Regions from separate parts of the Homo sapiens genome. Here region 1 is linked to region 2. A link is an interaction called in ENCODE POLR2A ChIA-PET data of the cell type or tissue named here. Cell type or tissue: A673. All regions are shown on one strand. Region 1 overlaps OSBP2 (oxysterol binding protein 2). Region 2 holds the start of LOC105372994 (a long non-coding RNA gene).

Region 1 (2,500 bases), 100 kb before region 2:
CTCTAGTGATCTTCCCACTTCAGCCTCCCAAAGTGTTAGGATTACAGGGGTGAGCCACTGTGCCCAGACTCATTTTTCTTTTTCTTTTCTTTTTTTTTTTTTTATTTTTCTTTTCTTGAGACAGGGTCTCACTCTGTCACCCAGACTGGAGTGCAGTGATGTGTTCTCAGCTCACTGCAACCTCCACCTTCTGGGCTCAAGCAATCCTCCCACTTCAGCCTCCAAAGTAGCTGGGACCACAGGTGCATGCCACCATGCCTGGCTAATTTTTTATTTTTAGTGGAGATGGGATTTCACCATGTTGCCCAGGCTGGTCTCCAACTCCTGAGGTCAATCGATCTGCCCGCCCCTGCCTCCCAACATGCTGGGATTATAGGTGTGAGTACTGCACCTGGCCTAATAAATATCACTGTTAATGGTGCATGATATTTCATTAAATAGATACAGTGTACTTCGCTGAAACATTTTTGAAAATGTTTGCCAGTTCATTCAGTTGCATTCTGGTTGTTGGCAATATTTCTCTACTATCAACAGAAGGCACTGGGACAAGCATTTCTGTGCTCACTTTTTTTTTTTTCCTTTTCTTTTTTTGGAACTGGTGTGATTATTTCCTAAGGGTAAATTCTTAGAAAAGGGATGGCTGGGTCAAGTGCATGCTTCACATTTTGATACTGTTGCTGAGTTATCCTCCATCAATGTTGTTCCAGTTTACACTCCCCTTGGCAGAAAATGCATGGCTTAGTTAAGGGAAGATACTTCCTGGAAATATTCACGTTAATCCTTTCCCCTAGCTCAAGTAAAAGTACCACTACTGCCTAAGACCATGGGAACCCACCTCTTGCATCAGCGTGACCTGGATGTGAGACCTGGAGTCAAAGGAGATCATTTTGGAGCTTTAAGATCTGACTGCCCCACTGGATTTGACTTGTATAGGGCCTGTGGCCTCTTTGTTTTAGCCAATTTCTCCCATTTGGAATGGCTGTATTTACCCAATGCCTGCACCCCCATTGTATCTAGGAAGTAACTAATTTGCTTTGGATTTTACAGGCTTATAAGCAGAAGGGACTTGCCTTGTCTCAGATGAGACTTTGGACTGTGGACTTTTGAGTTAATGCTGAAATGAATTAAGACTTTGGGGGACTGTTGGGAAGGCTCGATTGGTTTTGAAATGTGAGGACATGAGATTTGGGAGGGGCCAGGGGTGGGATGATATGGTTTGGCTGTGTCCCCACTCAGATCTCATCTTGAATTCCCACATGTTGTGGGAGGGACCCGGTGGGAAGTGGTTGAATCATGGGAACGGGTCTTTCCTGTTCTGTTCTCATGATGGTGAATAAGTATCACGAGATCTGATGGTTTTTAAAAAGGGGTGTTTCCCTGCACAAGTTATCTTCTCTTGTCTGCTGCCATGTGAGACGTGCCTTTTACCTTCCACCATGATTGTGAGATCTCCCCAGCCACGTGGAGCTGTAAGTCCATTGAACCTCTTTCTTTTGTAAGTCTCCCAGTCTTGGATATGTCTTTATCAGCAGTGTGAAAATGGACTAATACAACTACTCTTCCATCTGTAAAGAAATGCCTGGTCACACTGGACTGAGGGTCTCCCAGATGCAGTAGCAGCTCAAGGCCATTGCTTGATAACCAGATGCTGGAGAAAAATGCCATAGTGCCCACAGTGACAGCGCATGCAGCCCTCCTGCTAAGGGAGGGCCAGGAGCAGTCAGGGAGAGTGATGGCAGCAGCTGGGGAGAATAGGCAGACAGAAAGCCCTATTAGTGAAGCTGGGCTGGTTCACACACGTGCTCATCAGTCTGGAAGCCCAGGAAGCCAGTGGGAGGAAATCGATGCTCTGTCTTTTGGAGGAGAGGGAGGAAGAAGGAATTGGTGAAAAAAATGATCCTCCACTATTCACTTCAACTTGATTTTCTATGCTATTAAAAATGTTATAGTGACATTAAAGGAGCTTATTTTATTTATTTATTTATTTGAGACAGAGTTTCACTCTGTCACCCAGGCTAGAGTGCAGTGGTGCAATCTCGGTTCACTGCAACTCTGCCTCCCGGGTTCAAGAGATTCTTGTGCCTCAACCTCCCAAGTAGCTGGGACCACAGGCATGCACCAGCATGCCCGGCTAATTTTTGCCCTTTTTTTTTTTTTTTTTTTTAGTAGAGATGGGGTTTCAACATGTTGGCCAGGCCATGGTGAAATAAAAACAATGCCATGATCCTAGCCATTGCTGTTTCTTTGGGACCTGCTCATACTGCCCGTGTGCATGTGCACACACACACACACACACACACACACACACCCACTGACAGCGCTGTGGCCACCACCGTGTTCTCCTTTCCCTGGGCATTCCAGCATCAGCATGCTGGCTGCTCTTCAGTTTTTGTTGTCACTTTCTGCTTTTGCTTCTGCTCTGTGGAGAGCCTGGCCCCAGTTTTCTTATCCTGCCGTCCAGTGGTTGGACACTTGAGCAGCCTGCGGTTATGGCCTGTTA
Region 2 (2,500 bases):
GCAGGGTTCTTTCTAGCCGGACTCAGAGGGTGTACTTTGTGGGCCTTGGAAGGACCCTCTGGGGTCAGCATCTGAGTAAGTCAGCAGCCCCGTCATGAACTCAGGGCAACCCCTCTCTCATCACACAGCTAGGAAAGCCCTGCCTGATGGGCATTTGACATCAGACCTTAGCAGCTGCCTCCTGATCCCTGCCCAGGCCTGTGCCAGGCAGGGACTCGCAGGGAACAGGCAATCCAGCAAACTCTTAAAGTGACAGGCTGCCAGGCATGTGCTCATCAGTGTGACCTGTTCTAAGATGACCCAGGGCCGCCAGCTCACATGCCCACTTTTGAAGGCCAAGTTTAGGGAAGAGCCCGGGAAGGTTCCCAGTTGGCGGAGAGGCAGATTCCTGTCCAGCTGACCACAGCCCAGCGGGAAAGCCAGGGCAAGCCTTGGCTGGGCCTACAGAGGGCCGAGGCAGCAGACACAGAATGGGAAGTAGGCTTTCTCCCAGGCAGAGAAGGAAAATATTACTATTTTCCCTTCTGGGCTGTCATCGTGCGCAGGTCTTTCTGCTCTGGCCAGGATGGGGACCTGCACCGGTTTGGCTCTGAAGCCCCCCTCCTCTGTTATTCCCACCTGCCCACCCAGTTATCCTTCCTGGGCCTCTGGACAGTTCTCCAGTCATGGTGGGCCCGTGGGCAGGACTTGGTCATTGGGCAAGGCTTGTCAACTGTGTGGGTGGTGGCCTCACCGCCCCACTGCCCTGGAAAGGAGAGCAGACTCCTTGCCGTCCCCCTCAGGGAACCTGGAGAGATCAGCTTGGCTCTTGGCTTTCAGCCATGAGAGAGAAACAGGGTATGGGGTTCACACGATTCCTGAGCATCTCTGGTGGGCCCAGCAGCCTCTCCCGACCCGTTCCCCACAGGCCACCTGTCCCTGGTTGCGTCTTCCTGCCCTGGTGGCAGTTCCCCCAACACCCATGCCCCAGCTCCTAAGGACTGGGCTATGAGGGGCTGGGACAGGCCCTGCCAGTGGGGAGCCAGGATGGGAAAGGGGATGAGTGTTCCATGCATTGCGTGGCATGCCAGACATTCTGCATGCACCTCCCCTGCCCCTACTCTGCAGGCTTACGCATAGGGAGACCAAGGCTGAGGGGCTCAGGATCCCAGCTGAAAAGGATACAAGCCCATACCTTCCTGATTCCAGAGCCCACTACACTGCTGCATTATGGTAGAGAAATAAACCTGACCCTCCCCTTGATCAGGGTCAGGAGGTCAGGAACACCTCCCCTGTCTACCCTCACCCTGCATCCCTGTCCTGGCACCACTGGCCACCCACCTTCTGCAGGCCTGCAGAGTCTCAGAGATCTTTCCACTGCAGCATCTTCACCCTGTCCTTCCTGCAAGGGCAGGACGCAGTATCTCTCACAATCCCCGTAGCCCTGTAGCCTCTATGCCTGGCTCAGAGCCCAGCACATGGGAGCCTCAGCAAATGAGAGAGAGAGAGGAGGGGTGGGGAGAATATTGTGAAAAATCACAGGAGCAAATGAATGAATCGCTTAGTGTCTGGCAAAATTCCCTAGTGGGTAATTTTTTTTGACTCTGATAAAAGCTAGCCTAGCAGATCCGTGCTTGAATTACTGTTTTGGGTAACTGTGAATTCTCCTGCCATTTAAGAGAAACCCCGTAGGACTATTAAATGACTTTGGTTTTTAGAATGAGTCTTGAACCATAACGTGCCTGCCCACAGGTGCTCGGCCAGGCATGAGGTGGGGACATTCTCCCTCATAGCAGCGTCCTCCCTGAGCACCAGGGTATACCTTGTACAGTGGCACTGCCTCTGTCACTTGGCTTAAGGTGGAGAATGATTGAGTTCGTACATATTACAAGCTCAGGCTTGGAGTGTTAGCATCCATAAAGTGAAAAAGCTGCGGGAGCAGGTTCCGTCTGCAGGCCAGGGCAGCAGAGCAAGGCTGGGGCGTGCTCTCCCCTGCAGTCCTGAGCCCCCTAGGTGGGCTGGCAGCTGGGCTCCATCCTGCTTCTTAGCAGCCTGTGGGCTTGTTCCTGCTGCTGTCCCTCCAGTCCCTGCAGGCGGGGCCCAGGCAAGACAGACTGCACCTGACTCGACCCCCATTCCTGAACTTGGAAGGCTCCTCATAGTTGGTCACTCATGCTGGGCCTAGGACATGGTCCTTCTGACCACATGACCCCCTGTGGCACTTGGGAACCTTGAGCTGTGAGGGTGAACACAGCCCCAGCCTTGTGGGCCCCGCACCCTCCTGTGGGAGCTGTAACCACATAGGTGATATGGGATGTCAGCGGCAAAAGGACCTTTAGGGGAAAGAGCCAGTGAGGTGGGATGGGGTGAAAGGCCACAGGTGCAGACAGGCTGGGGGCTAAGCAGGGGCACAGGTGCCAGGCACCCTGGAGTGCGCACTGGGAGCCACAGGAGGGGAGGTTGGAGTGAAGAGGAGGCCAGTCACAAGGGACCTTGTGCTGACAGTGTTCTGCTTCCACTT

Evidence for each region. ChIA-PET counts read pairs that join two places held together with the same protein. Peaks named below come from ENCODE experiments on the same cell type or tissue, not always from the same donor. Only the 100,000 strongest peaks of a DNase experiment are listed, where the experiment ranks them.
Region 1: POLR2A ChIA-PET joins it to region 2 with 5 read pairs; 5 of 35 experiments call an interaction of 5 or more read pairs at or near these places.

The regions. Positions count from the first base shown.
Region 1 is chr22:30,776,027-30,778,526 of GRCh38, forward strand. The region is part of intron 2 of OSBP2 (oxysterol binding protein 2); the gene reads left to right. Among named protein-coding and RNA genes, the nearest start is that of MIR3200, 46 kb to the left of the region's middle. In A673, no CTCF peak of the experiment used is centred here; no DNase peak of the experiment used is centred here.
Region 2 is chr22:30,875,675-30,878,174 of GRCh38, forward strand. The region is part of intron 3 of OSBP2 (oxysterol binding protein 2); the gene reads left to right. It overlaps LOC105372994 (a long non-coding RNA gene), which reads right to left and starts at 1,701. Exons shown (of 3, transcript XR_007068062.1): 1 at 1,321-1,701. RefSeq lists an enhancer at 2,006-2,500. In A673, no CTCF peak of the experiment used is centred here; a DNase peak (open chromatin) is centred at 1,467.